Regions from separate parts of the Homo sapiens genome. Here region 2 is linked to region 1. The links are chromatin loops, found by intact Hi-C in ENCODE. Cell type or tissue: IMR-90. All regions are shown on one strand. Links, peaks and the distances in the headings refer to the core of each region. The heading gives the core; the rest is flanking DNA.

Region 1 (8,350 bases), core at 207-8,206:
ACAAGTGTGTTAAGTTAATATTCAAGAGTCTTAGGTTTGAGTTCTATCTGTGTATCAGGCATAAATGTTTCCTTGGGTAGATTTGCTATTTTAATTTTCATGTAGGAGTGTACCCAAACTCAAAGGGATCAGACTCAGTGATTTATATTTTGAGGATTCTGTATACACTGTAAAAGTATAAAAACGTTTCCATTTACATTTTTTCTGCAGGCCTCTCCTAATCCCTTGGACTTGTAGAACCATTTAGAAGGTGGAAAAATCTTCAGTTATTGTTATGGAAGCTTTCTATTATATTAACTCTGTTTTTCAGTATTGCTTTCCCATAAAGAGTTCATCTTATATGTACATTCCATTCAAGAAAATAATGAATTATTAATGAAATTCCTTTTCAAATGAACATTGCAGATATTTGGATAAGCTTGAAAAATATTGGATATTTTATAGACCTTTTTGTTTTGAAAGCCGCACAAGTACTAAACCTATTTCAGACTTTTAATAGAAATTATAGTAGTTTCAGGAACAGTAAAATACATACCTATAAAATCAAATGCTTTCACAAAGATATATAAAAATTGTGTAAGTGACAGGCCAATTAAGAGTATGAATATGTTGAGACTGATGCGACAGACCACTCCCTTCTGCCCTCATCTACCTCCACCACATACACTCAGAGACACCCTTCACCTTCCTTTGCTACTGGTGACCACCCAGACACAGTCATGGTTACCTAAGGGTAATTTAGTAACACGACACACTCAAGTACTCTGGGTCATGCACAGTGTGAGATCATTATTCATTACCCACATACATTAAATTTTTAAAGCACTCCTTGGATTTGATCCAAGAATTATCTCATCAACACTTAACACTCCAGCCACAGAATGAAGGGGCAGGAGGGTGAAATATCACACTGAAATCTGAACCAGACGAGAGACTGAATTGAGACACAGAGGAAGAAAGGGTTTCATAGCTACCCACTGGCCATAATTAGCCTCCCAATCTACACATTTGGCAGGTCCTCATGTGCTTCGGAAGCCTTGCCAATGGACAAGTACACATATCTCCACAAAGTACTTGCAGCCTGTGATTGTTACCAGCAACAGAATTTCAGAAGGGTGATCATGAAAGGAGAAGGGAATGAAAGGAAGTCCTGTGAGAAAATACCCACAGCTGCTTGAGAGAAAATGGGAAGAGATGAAGAATGTAGTGTGCCTGGTTGCCAACACTATGCAGCTGCAATTTTCTAAGAAGGAAAATAGGAAGGCTTCTTTTAAAGCCTTTCAAGATTTAGAGATCTGCTACGAAGGCAATTTACCTTAGAAGATATTTAACTATAAAAATATAGCCAATGGGAGAGAAGCAAAACTTTTGGCATGCTCCAAGCACATAATGTGTTGCCTTTTCTTTAAATATTCTCCTTCAAATGATACAGACTTTATAGTTAAAATGCTCTAAGCCAATGGGAAAAAATTACTTATGTATGAGGAAGAGTTTTGAAAGATGGTCTAAGTTGTTATGACTGGTATTCTTTTAATTCTTTTATGACTTTCAAGAATGTACTAACATTTTTATGACTTTTAGGAATATTTATTAACTGTTGGTGACTGAGAACTGAGGATAAAATGATAAAAAAGATGACCCAGTCTTGATAACTTTTATATTCCACTGAGGATTATAGAAAAAAATCACAATAAATTGTTATGATACAATAAACTGTTGTTCATAGTAGGGAGGTAATATGTGTTATGAAAGACATAGCAGGAAATTCTAAGTCTAAGGACTAGGGGAAGTTAAAGCAAGTACATTGTTTTTCTAAAATATGGAGGGTGAGTATGAGTCATCCAGTAAAAAACAAGATTAAATTTTTGGTTTTGCTTTTTGTTTCTTATCTGTTTATAGGTAACTGGCTAGAGGCAAAAGGAAAGAAAAGATGGGTAGGGGAGAAAAGAAGAGAAAGAGAGAGTTTGCCATGTTGAAAGTATAGGTGGCAAGGTGGGGAGTAGATGACGTGAGTCTGGAGAGGAAGTCAGAGAAGCTGTGCAGGTCAGGAAAGCCCTCAGAAGAACAGTGATATGTTATTTCTCACATAAGCTGGGATACTTTTGAGAAAGACAGGAGGCGCTATTAATAATTATGCCTGGACATGAGCATAAATGGCGACATATGGTGATTCTATTTTAAAAGTACAGAGAATTTTAAAGAAAAGGATGACATTCTGATACTAGCCTTTATAAAAATTCAACTTTAATAGAGAATGGTTTGGAAGGAAATAAAGATGGGCAAAGGGAGACCAGCTGGAAAGGTTTAGATGACGTGGAATGACTGACGATCATGACCTGCACTAAAACAGTTTTGGCAATTTGGAGTTAAATGGATACACCTAGATTTAGAGGAAAAAGAATCAGTAAGACTAATTGGAATAGATGGGGTAAAGGGATTGTGCTGAAGAAGAGACAGAGGCCCGGGACCATTCTTAAGTTATGACTTGAGCAGCTGAGGGGGTATAGTGATGAGTTTTAATGAGGTTAGAAACATTGGATGAGAATCCTGATCTGGGGAGGTAAGGATAGAAGATGTTCAGTTTTTATCATACTGAGTTTGAGAGGGCTGGAAAATCTTAATAAATTTTGAGTAGATAAATTTATATTAGGAGATATAAAACTGGTGGTCATTGACAGATACAGTAGGTGGAAAAGAATAATTTTTTAAAGATAAAACTGTCAAGGAGGTAAAAGGGCCTTGGGCCAAGCCTTGATGTTCTCAAAAGCTATGGCGAGAATGTTTGTTTTCCCCAAAATTTGTATGTTGAAATCCTGACTCTCAAGGTGATGGTATTAGGAGGTGTGACTTTGGGGCGGTAATTAGGTCATGAAGATAGAGCTCTCATGAATAGAATTAGCACCCTTAAGAAAGAGACACCACAGATCTAGCTAGCCTCTTCCATCATGGGAGAGCATAGCAAGAAAGTGCTATTTAGAAACCAGAAAGCGGGCTTTCTCCAAACATCAAACCTGCCTTAATCATGGTCTTCTCAGCTTCTAGAACTATGACAAATAAATTTCTGTTTATAAGCCTCCCAGACTGTGGTATTTTGTTATAGCAGCCTGGATGGACTAAAACATTCAACATTTAATTTGGTATAAGAAGCAAAATTGGCAAAGGAAGTTGAGAAAGGGCAACCAAAGAGATAGGAGAGCTCAAACTTCTAAATGAGACATCAAGTAAAATAAGGATACACGAATACAATAAATTCAGTCACAAATAGGTTATTCAGGCTGCCATCTTTTTCTCGTTTTCTTTTTTGTTATACAGACTGCTTCCTTTATCTTTTGCACTGATTTGTCAGAAATTTATTGTGATTTTAATTATTTTAATGATATAATTATGGGTAAATGTACATAATGCCCAATTATATAATTAAATTACAAATAAAAATAATTTAAAACCCATTTTGTAAGAAACGATTATAAATTTTCTTGGCCTGCATTTTTTTTCTTTTGCTTATCTTCATTTATTCAACCTAGCACTGCAAATCCTATATATATGTGTGTATATATATGTATATACATGCAACATATATACATACTAAATTATACATCTATATGTATACTAAATTACTATCAACATTTCTGTTTTCTCATTTGTACTGTTTTGATAGCATGGTGACAGTTATTTAGGAATTGGTTCACACACCCTCTCAAAAATAGTAATTTCATTTCCTTTGCCTTCTGGAAGCTGATAGATCTGGATATAAATACTAGCTCCATCTTATATTAATAGTGTGAGCTTAAGAAACTGGATAAATTCCATGTGGTGTTTTGTAAAACTGGAACGTTTCTGACTCAAGTGAGTGTTTATTTTCTCCCTTCACCTTATTTGTGATCTTTAGCTCGCTTTCATATTCAGTGTCAGTCTGTTTCCACTGTGACTCCTCAGTTCTTGGGCTTGTTCTTGTTTGAGTCATCTGACCACATAGAAATCTTTGGAAGAAAAAACTATTGTGTTGTTTCATTTTCCAAAACCTTGTAAATCTGAGGATGTTTTATAATAAAATAAAATCGTTAGGGTGTAATTCTCTCCCCTGTCAAATCTTTGAAGACAATTTTTCATTGCATTGTGAAATGTTTATTGTCATGAAGAAGAAATATGAGACTGATTAGATTTTACTTCTTTGAAAGTAACCTCTTTTCTTCCTTCTGGATGCTAGAAAAATTCTTTAATCTTGAAATTTAATAATTTTTTCTGGGGGCATTTGTGTATGTGTGTATGCAATTGAACTTAATACACTGGTTTTGCTTGAACATTTTGGCAATCTCTAGGGCTCTCAAATCAGCTCTTTTTGTGATTAAGAAAGTTATTTGTGCCCATACAGTGGATTGTTGTTTCTAAGCTATTTGCATTGTTTTTCAGCATCTCTATATTTTGTAACCTGGACTTTTATGATATGTCTTCTATTATTTCATCTTTTGTTGTTTTCTATTTCTTTATGTAATTTGTTCTCATCTTGGTGGTCTTTCAAGAGTTTTCTTTATAAACACTTATTCTGAACTATTGTGATTATTAGTATTCTCGAAGTACATTTAATTTCACCTTTTTTTTTCATTAATCTTTGTAGTAAAGACTAGAAGAAGCAAGTTTAGGGAGTTCTTGCCTCATGGCTTCTACTTTTTTTTTTCTGTGAAGTAGGAAACAAGATACCTGCTGAGAGTGAAGGGAGGCAAGCACAAATAGAAGATTTAAGATTAGATAAGTAATGGCATAATTCTAGAGGAAAATGCAAAGGGAATTAACCAAAAAAAGAAAGGGAAGAGCTGAGCAAAACAATAATTGGCTAAAACTGAGAACCATACATTTGTGATTTCTGCCATCAGGGAACATAAACTCCAGTTGGGAAATATGAAAAGTACTCCAACCATTACAACCCAAACAAGTTACAGTGGTTCATGATTGTGAATAAATAGACAGACAGATTTATGACTCAGACATTTTTCCTTTTTGATAATAATCAGACATTCTCATATAAGAAACATTTTATTATTTCATTAAAAAATTCTAAATAATGTGCATAATCACATCTCCCTTACCAGCCTATCCATTTTCTGACAAGTTTCCTTGTAAATTTATCACCGATATTAGAATTAGAAATATCTCTACTTAATTTCTTATGCAATTTTAAAAGTGTTGATGCAGAATTAATTTCTTTCCAGCATCCTGACTACCTTTAATTTATAATTTAAAAATTTAGGCTTAGATAAATAAAAAGAAAATAACTTCCTAAATATGTGTTTTTTTCAGGTAACACCCCATATATTTGAAGCTGTATTTACCTCTTAACCTGAGCTTTTTAGTTTATATCTAAAAAATATTTCATAGACAAAGTAACTGTATATTTGGATGTTAAATTGTGGATTATACTAATTTATACTGAAATAAGAAAGGTTACAAAATTGCACTGTAAAAATTGCACTCTACCATATATATCTTATAGAGGCAAATTGTTGGCGTAGTCATATAAAATAATGCGGTGTTAATCTCTTGATGCCTTTTAGGTATATTTACAGATTACCAGCAAGCATGAAAAGAAGATCTATTTAATATTTTGTCTTATTGCATAGTAACTCACGGCAATAGTAAAGAAGTTGAAGATTTTCTGAGTTCTAGAGGTCAAACACCTGAAAATGAAGAAGCAGAAAGGAATACCACAAAGATGAGAAATTTTTACAAGAATGAATGGCACCATAAATTTAAGTCTAAAATTGTAGCTGTTCTGAGATATGCCCAATGTACCAAGTAACAACTAGTCAAAAAGAAATTGTTATTTTCACCAACAATTCCCCCAAACAAGTATCACAATGTTTAAGGAAACTATAAAAATATTCTCACATTTTTCCAATGCCCTGCATTCATGCCATCTGTATTAGTCTGCTCGAGATGCTGTAACAGCAATATACCACAGACTGGATAGCTTAAACAACAGGCATGCATTTTCTCACAATTCTGGAGGCTATAGAAGTCCATGATCAAGGTGCCAGCCAATTCAATTTCTGGCGAGGGCTCTCTTTCTGGCTTGTAGACAGCTGCCATCTCACTATGTCCTTGGATGGCCTTTCTGCCATTCATGCCCATAGAGGAGATCCCTTAGTTGTCTTTTCTTTTTCCTTTCTTTTCTTTTCTTCTTTCTTTCTTTTCTTTTCTTTTCTTTTCTTTTCTTTTTTTTTTTTTTTTTTTTTGAGATGTACTTTTGCTCTTGTTGCCCAGGCTGGTGCAATGGTACGATCTCAGCTCACTGCAACCTCCAGCTCCTGGGTTCAAGTAATTCTCCTGACTCAGCCTCCCGAGTAGCTGGGATTACAGGCATGTGTCACCATGCAGGCTAATTTTTGTATTTTTAGTAGAGACCCCCGGGGTTTCACCAGTCTGGTCTTGAACTCGTTAGCTCAGGTGATCCACCCGCCTTGGCTTCCCAAAGTGCTGGGATTACAGGCATGAGCCCCTGTGCCCAGGCTAGTTGTCTTTTCTTATAAGGTCACTAATCCTATCAGATCAAAGCCCCACTCTTATGACCTGATTGAATCTTGATTACTTCCTTAGAGGCCCCATTTCCAAATAGAATCACATTGGTGTTAGAGCTTTAATATATGAATTTGGGAGAAACAAATTTTGTCTATAACACCATACATTGGGTGGAATTACTGGAAAAACTTTTTAGCTTTACTTAAAAGGGGCCACCACTGTGGAGTTATTTAAATAGATTCTGACTATTTTAAAAGAGTCATGGCCGAAGGTAGCTTTAGGCCTTTCCCAGTCCTCAGAACCTCTTGGTAATTGACTTGATTCTAAGCTTTACCCCCACCTCTTCCCCTGATCAGTCTTGGAGGAGGAGGAGGGTAGAAAATTGAAGATCACACAGTGCAAGGTGCTCACCCTCATCTTCTTAAATGACCAAAGACTGTCTGCTAGGCATGCTAAAAAGCTAGTTCACAAAATCTGAAGCCCTTTCCCTGAAATATTAGTTACTGTTTAAGTTAGAATAAAAGGACTTTATGTGAAGGACTCAAGTCTTTGACTAAGTATCCAGCCTATTCAGGTTCCTTGGACCATGCAGCAGCTTTTCTTTCCTAAGGTGACCTTGCCTAGATCATATATGCTTAAAATACTTAACTTTGCTATTACCTTATGCATTTTCTTCCTGAATGCTATTGTGAATAATTACCCTGCATTTGTCAGCATATCTACATTTCTAAAATAATTTTAGAAAAATTGCCTTCAACAATGGATCAATCATTACAACTTAATCTTTACCAATATTACTAGAACATTAGAATAATTATCCTAATATTCTACTTACCCCATTAATTGAATAGCAGTCTTGCTTTTTAATGCTTGCAGTTACATTTCTGAGAAAATTTTCTATTCACGCTTTTTATAGATGAATAGGTAATTTACTGGACTGTTTTATGTTTTCTTGTGTTTAATTTAAGGCAAAACATGTTCCCACAATGGACTACTGCAAAGGAATTGTGTTAAAAGCAAAGTATCTAATGACCTTTCCAATGCCTATGCAACAACTCACTATTAAAACATTTGTCCAGAGTGCTAAAATGACATACAGAGTGATGCTCATTGCACTGGACTAAAAAGCCCTGCCTGTTGTTTTTCTGGAAACTCTTTGTTTTGTCTCAGTGCATGCTTGGATTTGCTCCCTGATATAATTTCCATTCCGTAAGCCCAGGCCTCCTAGATATACCATCCATGATGTGCCCACTTTTTGTCTTATGTACATCAAACAGCTCAGGAATCACTGGAGTATATTATTTTTAAAAACAGGTCTGGTACTTTCTTGGCTCTTTTCTAAATGTTATTATTGGAATTTTTACAATTTTATGGCATTCAATGGGACCCTACAATTTCCTTGAGTGTAGGATTTCTTCTTTCCTGTATTTTTATGCCACAAAGCTGAATTTCAAAGAGAAACACTAGAAACACTCTTCTTTCTACAAGGAATAAAAGGCCTCAGCAAATTCCTAATCTAATTAACGTCTTTAACAACTTAGACAATAAATTGACTGCAACTGCTCTGGAAGTTCTGTGTCACCTTGTTAAGCTGCTTTCCAAGGTGCTATAAATCAAAAGAGAAACGCTAAGGTCATTGCATATGTTTGTTGCTTGTTCCAGTGTGAAAGGCTGATTGCTTTACCAACTGCTCATTTAGGCTGGATATTTTTTTAGACTTGTTTAGCATTTCAGTTTTGGAAAAGTGGCCGCTGTGAATACACATTATATTGTGGCTCCAGTTTCTTAGGCCAAAGTCTAATAACCTGGTTACTTCATTTATTATCAATTATGTATA
Region 2 (8,350 bases), core at 87-8,086, 62 kb after region 1:
TGTTTTAATACAATATCTGATACTAAGTAGAAATATTTATCATCAGCAATACATTAAATTTTTTCTGGGCCTCATAAGTAAAATTAAAGAATTAAACAACACAATTTCTTAAGTTCCTTTAAACATTAACATTCTATGAGCCATGACAAAAAAGAAAACATTTAGATAATAAGTACTCTAGCCAAAAACCACATGAAACAGTAGGGCATCTCCCCAAACCCTACTAGTAAAAGCTAAGTGGGGTGTCTAGAATTCACCTGCCTGAGGTTGCAACGAGGCACCACAACTCCCCACTGTGTGATGTCAAGAAAAGCCACATAGAGAACTGGGACTTTCATCTTTATTGGCCATTAGTGAGCCATCACTCCAAGCCTCAGTATCAGCAGAGGGCAAGAGTGGAGCCTTTTCATCCACACTCACCCAGCAGTAACAAGGCACTTCTTCACCTTCCCATTGGAGTGGAGTCAGTGGAGACCTAGGGGAGAGTTAGGACTTTCACAATAGATACCCCATGCAGCATAACTAGAAGCTAGCTCCTGTCTTGTGTCAATGGAAGATGAGTGGAGAATGTTGCCTTTACCACCAACTAACATTAATGATGCAGAGGTCCCTCTTCCCCTGCCAGAGAAGTGCTAATGAAAGTTTGCTAAAACTGAAGTTTTAAATAAGACCCAGAATCTTAGAACATATCACAAAAATATCCAAGTTGCAATCGAAAATTACTTGTCACACCAAGAATGAGGACAATCTCATACTGAATGAAACAAAAAATCAGAAGATATTAACAGAAATACTACACAGGTGTTAGAATTATCTAATAAATATCTTAAAGGAGATGTCATAAAAATGCTTCAGTGGGCAATTAAAATCACACTTGAAACCAATGAAAAATTCAAGTCTCAACAAGGAAATAGAAGATATAAAGAACTACATGATAATTTTACAACTGAAAAATATACCTGAAATTAACAGGCCAGTGAATAAATAGCCTTCATAGTAGACTGGAGGGGTCTGAAGAAAGCACTATAATTGAAATTACCCAATCTGAGTGAGAAAGAGCAAATTGGCTGACCATAAATGAACAGAGCCTCAAGGACCTTGGTGATCATAACAAAATATCTAATATCCTTCAAAGTTTTAGAAGAGAAGAGAGGGCAGGTCTGAAAAAATTACCAAAGAAACAATGTCCAGAAACCTTCAAAATTTGGCAAGAGATAAAAACTTAACAAGTTCAAGGTACTATATATAAGACCCAAATATGATAAACACAAAGTAATCGATGACAAAGCACATCACAATTAAACTACTGAAAATTAAAGACAAATCTAGAAAGCAATCAGACAAATATAATGCCTTATGTATCGGATTAACCAGATTGATGAGATTTTTTTAATCAGAAACCATGGAGATGAGAAGAAAATGACAACAGTATATTTCAGGTGCTACAGGAAAAGAACTGTCAGCTCAGAATTCTATAGACAGTGAATATACCATTCAGGAATGAAAGGGAAATCAAGAGGAAGAAAAACTAAAATAATTAGTCCCATAATTTTACCCTAAAATAATGGCTAAGGGAAATTCCCTAAACAGAAAGGTACAAATGAAAGAAACTTAGAATTCCAGGAAGAACGACAGAACACAGTAAGCAAAAATATGAGTACGTACAGTAGGCTTTTATTTTATCTTGGGTTTTCAAAATGCTGTTTGATGAATGAAGAAAGAAATAATTTACCAAATATCTCTATAGAGTCAGAAAATATTTAAGATAATTATGTTACAAATGGGAGAGACATAAAGGGAGATAAATTTCTATACTCAAACTGGTAAAATAAGGACATCAATAAACTGTGGTAAGTTATACACATATATTGTAATGCCTGGAGCAACCACTGCAAAAATCTTTACAAAGAGATGTAGTCCATTATATAGATAACTTCAAAATAACATTCTAAAAAGGTGTTTACTGAACTCAGAGATCATGAAAAAGACAAGGAAGTGAAAAACAGAACAAACAAAAACAAAATGGCAAACTCGAACCCTAACATATCAATAATTACACTAAATGTGAATAGTCTAAATTCACCAATTAAAAAATGAAAGTTGACACATTGAATTAACCACCCAACTATAGGCTGTTGACAGTAAAGTCACTTCAGATATAGTGACATATTCAGGTTGAGAGTAAAAAGGATGGAAAATATATTTCATAGAAATATTAATCAAAGGAAAGCAGGAGAAGCTATGTTAATATCAGACTTCAGAGCAAAAAATAAAAAATTACCACATGGAGTTTATACAATTATAAAAGGCTTAAGTTACAAAGAAGATGTAGCAGTGCTAAATATGTATGCACTATGCAACAGAGTTATTAAATGTGTAAGGAAAAAACCCAGAATTGAAAGAAAAATTATTAATAGAGAAATCCACAACTGTATCAGAGCAAGGTCTAGGCAATAAGTTCCCAAACTTAACACAACAAATGCAATTCATAAAAGGAAAAACTGGTAAATTAGACTTAACCAAAACTAAAAAATGCACATTTCTACAAAACACCGTGTTCAGAGTATTAAAAAATAAGGTATAGACTGGGAAAAAATATTTGCTAACCACATATCTGACAAGAGAACAGTATCTAGAATACAGAAGGAACTCTCATAATTAAACCTAAAGAGTAGTGGGGAGGTAGGTTTGGTTAACGGCTCCAAAAATTAGAATGAATGAATAATACCTACTATTCAATAGCACAATAGGGCGACTATAGTCAATAATAGCTTAATTGTACATTTTGAAATAAAGGATGTAATGGGATTATTTGTAACTCAAAGGATAAATGCTTGAGGGAATGTATACCCCCTTCTGCATGATGTGCTTATTTCACATTGCATGCCTATATCAAAACATCTAATTTACCCCATAAATATATACACCTACTATGTACCCACAAAATTTAAAAATTAATTAATTAAAAAAAGAAAATGGTTCAAACCATGAAAAGACATTTTACTGAAGAGGGATATATACTTGGGAAGTAAGCACATAAAATGATCTTCAGCATCACAAGTCATTAAGGAAATGTAAATTAAACCAAATTGATATATTATTGTATACCTATTAAGATGGCTAAAATAGAAATAGTGGCAATACCACATTCTAGAGAGAATAAGAGAAACTGGATCACTAAATATATTGCTGGTGAGAATGAAAGTGGTACAACCACTGTGGAAAATGTGTTTGGTACATTCATAAAGAACTAAGCATGCAGCTAACATAAAACCAGAAATTGCAATCCTAGACATTTATCTCAGAGAAATGAAGATTTCTGTTCACACAAAATCTGTACATGTTTATACTAGTCTTATCCATAATATACAAAAATTGGACACAACCCAGTTGTCTGTTAATGAGTGAACACTTAAATTGTGATACATCTATACCATGAAATACCACTCAGCAAAAAAATGAGCAAGATAATGATAAATGCAGCAAACTGAATAATGATCCACAGAATTAGGCTATAAGGGTTATATAACATATGAGGCCATTTATATTTCATTGAAATGAAAAAAATTACAGAAATAGAGAACAGGTTAGTGGTTGCCAGAGTTTAAGTTGGGAAAGGCCTGTGGCTATGAAAGTACAACATAAGGGACCCGTGATATTGAAAATGCTGTGTTTTTTGACTGTATCAATGTCAATATTAAGATTGCAATATTGGATTACAGTTTTCAAGATGTTACCATTGGGAAGAATTGGTTAAAAGATACATGAAATCTCTTATTTTTTTTTTACAATAGCATGTGGATATACAATTATCTTTTAAATTAAATGAAAATTTAAAGAGAAAGTTTTGTGTCATTAAAAGCTGGTGATATTTTTCATAAGATTTTTAGCACAAATTAGTAGGTCCTGAAAAAAATTCCATGAGCCTATGATCTTGTGGACAGGGCACAGTTGCTATGTGATCAAAAACAAAAACACTCAATGCTGATATAGAGACTTGTAGCCCCAAATATTCATTATTGGGGCCATCAGTGATCTATTTCATTTGCTACTTATTGAATTCCTTATTCACCTGTGTACCAGTACTATTGGTAAATTAAATGGCTTTTCAACAAGTTAAATTCTGTCATGATTACTTAGAATTCTAATGTGTCTTAAGATTTTAAAGTATACGTTGTCATTTTAAGATTACCTTATTGTAATTAGCAAATTTTCCTGCTAAGTACAGTAAGAGCTAAGTATACTAAACAAGAGAAGACATTCTTGGTTTTATAAATCTCTGCTGCTGCTGCTGTAATTATATTTTGTGGTCTATAGTTGGTTCATTAAACTCTATTTTATTTATTTGTTTTATGGCCTTTATATGTAATCCCAATTGGCCTAAGCTTTTCTAATTATCTCAATATCTAATAGTCTAAAAAATCAATTTATGGAAGACAGGACAGGACACACTGGATTAGGAAATGCTCGTAAGAGGTCAGTATTCATTCTCACAATAAAGTTCATGGACTCCTAATTGTTTAAGGAGACAACCAAGTTAAGATGAGTGAACTACACAAATGTCTGGGAGATAGTCATAGGCAACACTAGTTAAAAGGAAGAGGAAAATGACAGACAGGAGGCAGGATTCAGGACTGTTAAGTTCATTTTGTTGCTAAAGTAAATTTCAGTTTCATTTGACTGTGCACAGTTAAAATGACACAGAACACCATATAAAAGATTTGGGGGTTGGAGAGGCAGAAGCAAGGGATATTCCTAAAGTTATATTTCATATAGTCATATCTTGTTCTTGATCTGTCCTTTTTGCATCCAAATATTTACTCCTCTCTACCCACTCTCTAATAACTGATGTCTCTGGTGGTTGTGCAATAACACAAGGAATGGATGATGCAAAAGGAGGTAGCTGATAGACCTGATAAATGCAGCTATCGCATAACCATCTGGTCTCGTGACTCTAAGGGGGGTCCCTTTCCAAACACACAGTTAGCTGAAGGAAATAGTCAACTTCTTTCCTCCTTCATCCAATACCTTGTATAAAGAAACCTATCCTTATAGATCATAAAGTTTAAGAAATACTAACTTTTTTACTACCCACCACTCTGTCTTTTAGCTGTACTACACTATACCATCTCTATCAAGTGGCAATAACTCCTGTTTTAAAGCATTGCTTATCCTGCTAAAGTTACTCCTTCCAATAATAACAACATGTATTACAGGAAGTTTTTCATTCTACAAATATTTTATATTATGCCTGTTATGGGATGCTAACCATTCATTGTTATTCAATAAATACACAGTAATTGCCAGGAATATCATTTGAGAATTTCAGATAGTGGTTTGTGTGGTTTTTGAAAAAGTCAGTTTAAATCCAGAGTTTTACTTATTATGTTTCTTTTTCTATAATTTATAAAGGGGTACTGCAGAAATTCTAACCACTCTGACAAGATAATTTTGTGTTTTGTTATTTGTATCGTGACACATTGGGAAGAGTTTTACTGATTTTAGCATAATTTGGTTCATTAATAAAGTTTTCAAATTTTATTTATAATGGTACAAATAAACATCTTTTAATATACTGTAGGTGATTTCATTGAAATGTACTAAACAGTAGAAATGACAGTGAGTTTTGGTGATAAAAGTCCACCAATACAAAATGATATTGTAAGGGCTTTCTATACCTTAGTTTTCTTATCTACAAGATGTACAAAAGGCTTTTTAATCAAACCCCTGAAGTTATACCAACCAAGGAGATGGAAGTAATAACATTATACAAGCACAACGGATGAAGCAAGTCCCAGCAGAATACTTACAGTGTATCTTAAGTTCAGAATAAGTGAAATGAAATATGTGGACATGTATATTGGTAAAAATGTTAAGTATTATGAATAATAAATGAAATTTAGAAAGCTATTGCTTATCAGGAAGATAGAATGTGGAAGTACATTTTGGTAAACATTGGTAATTATTACTATGCTCTGCTTCTTGAGTTGAACAGGAGGTTTGTAGCTATTCATTATAGTATTAAATAAATGTAAAAGTAAATCAATAAAATAGTCATACATGGGACAATAATGATGATGAGTTTTGAGTTAAGCATATGATTGTGGAAGGCAGAATTCTAAGATGGCCCCAATATCCCCACCCCTCTGTTATACACATTTTCTTTCATTTATTGAATTAAATAGTAATCTAGGTGGGTCTGTAAAGGGATTTTACAGATATAATGAAAGTCTCACATAAATTGAGTTTATGAGAGAAAGATTATCCTGGACCGGCCCTATCTAATCAGGTGAACCCTTAAAATAAGTCAGAAGGATTAAAAGAGACAGAGATATTCCCTTGTTGGCCTTGAAAGAGCAACCACCATGTCGTTAATAGACTGTGGTTGAGGGATGTGGCAAGGAACTTAGGATGACCTCTAGGGGCTGAGTGTGGTCCCAGGCCAATAGCCACCAAGAAGAAGGGAACCTCAGTCCTGCAACTGCAGAAAACTTCTTCCAACAACCTGAGTAAACCTGACAGAGTACCCCAAATTCCAGATGAGACTCCAGCCATATGGATACCTTGTTTTTAGCTTTGTAAGATGCTAGGAAAGGGTCCATGTACACTGTGCCTGGCGTTTTGACTATAGATGCTGTGAAATAGTAAATGAGATGAGACCAGAACTATAAAGTCCAGACTCATTAGAGGACAAATTTCAGACCAAAAGCAATTTGATGTAGTAATAATGATAAATAACATTCTATTTTGTCTTATTATTATGTTTAGATTATTTTCTTTCTATTATTAAGGGTGTATCTCTAAATGAAATGATTTGCCCACTTTTTTCAGGAGTTAGATATGTTTTTCTTTGCAACAAAACAATGTCATTGCGAGTACAGCCAGACAAAAGTACGCTTCTGAGAAAGGCGTTTAAAGGAACTGCATATCTAGATTTGTCATAACTCAGCACCAGCACCTTGACTCTCATAATCAGGGAGGTTCTATGCTGTCTGGGAACCTATATGCAGCAATTGATAGCAGTTTTTAAATTTAGGACTTGAAGAAATTGACAAGTGGGTATGTTGAAAGTGATTCCCCATATTCAGTTTACTTTGTATTTAAATCACAGTAAGTTATTTTTTAAAAAGGATAATGTTGTATCAGTTCTAATTTCTCCAGCATGGAATTGGTAGGAAGGCTTAGCCAAATTGGGCAGGGAAGTAGTTCATTTCTGTGCCTCCCTTGGTTCTTATCTAAACCTGCCTACTGATAGATATTAGGCTTCCTGCTTCAGGGCCCTAAGTGTTAGGTTTTCTTTATGTAATTAATCTGTCTCAAAGAACTGAGATTTTATAAACTGATTTCTATTGAAGCCTTCAAATATATGCTTTGAAAACTGCTAGCTGTTAATGTGTGATTATGCATCTATTCTTTCTGTGAAATCGGTGTTTTTCTATACCCTGCACTAGCATTAATGTTTATAGAAATATGATTCCTATTTTTAGTATGATTTTTCTTCCACTTTTTTTCTTCTAAGAAAGAAGTTATGAGAGGAGCTTGTTAGACATATTGGGAGGAAGAATTGCTTTCTCCTTGCCACCCAGGTTAGAAGGAGATAGCTACTGTGGAGAGGTAGCAGGCACAGATCCCCTGAAGTTCCTGTAGAAAACTTTACTATTTGTTCCATCGTTAGTAACTGACAGGAACACTATGGCTACCATATTTGCTGGATTTTTTCTTAAAAGACAATCTCACAAATTTCTCCTTTGTTTCGTTCTTATGCCATTTGAAGTAAAAGCAATTATACGTAATACTGGAATTTTAAATAATGATTGAGACTACTGAACAACAGGGCTGACAGAGTAGATACAAGCTTTAACTTTTATCACAAACTTTTGATTACATACAGTACTCCTTAGGTGACTTGGCCTTTTTTTTAGTTTGTTTAACATTTCCAGCGTCTGAGTATAAAACCACCAATGATTTTTAAGAGGAATACTAAAAATCCTAAAATTAGAAAATATGTAGTTGAATACTTACTTGCTCATATAATTTCATATCAGCTTTCAGGATCTGTAAAGAGACACAACTGTTTTACAGTTCGATTGGAACTGGGGAGGAGTTTAAAAGAATCACAGTAAGCCCTCTGGTCTTTTCCAGGAGGATAATCAACAACATTGACTGATTATGTTTGTATGGGTAAGTATGTCTGTTTATAGATAATGTTAGTTCTCCTCCAATGAATGTCTTCTATGTAAATAGACATGAAATTCATACTGTTTGAAGCTGTCTGTTGGTTTAGACTATTCTAAATTGCACTGAGTATATGATGTTGAAACACGCTGATCCCTTTGCAGACCTGTCGCAT

What was found. Hi-C counts contacts between places; a loop is a spot of excess contacts. Peaks named below come from ENCODE experiments on the same cell type or tissue, not always from the same donor. Only the 100,000 strongest peaks of a DNase experiment are listed, where the experiment ranks them.
Region 2: it touches region 1 in a loop (4-fold over the local background); 1 of 110 quality-filtered maps calls a loop at or near these places.

What each region holds. Positions count from the first base shown.
Region 1 is chr7:19,518,776-19,527,125 of GRCh38, forward strand. No RefSeq gene overlaps it. Among named protein-coding and RNA genes, the nearest start is that of MIR3146, 180 kb to the right of the region's middle. In IMR-90, for the core only: no CTCF peak of the experiment used is centred there; a DNase peak (open chromatin) is centred at 3,896.
Region 2 is chr7:19,581,090-19,589,439 of GRCh38, forward strand. LOC105375180 (a long non-coding RNA gene) reads left to right here. Exons shown (of 5, transcript XR_007060245.1): 3 at 8,046-8,181. Among named protein-coding and RNA genes, the nearest start is that of MIR3146, 120 kb to the right of the region's middle. In IMR-90, for the core only: no CTCF peak of the experiment used is centred there; no DNase peak of the experiment used is centred there.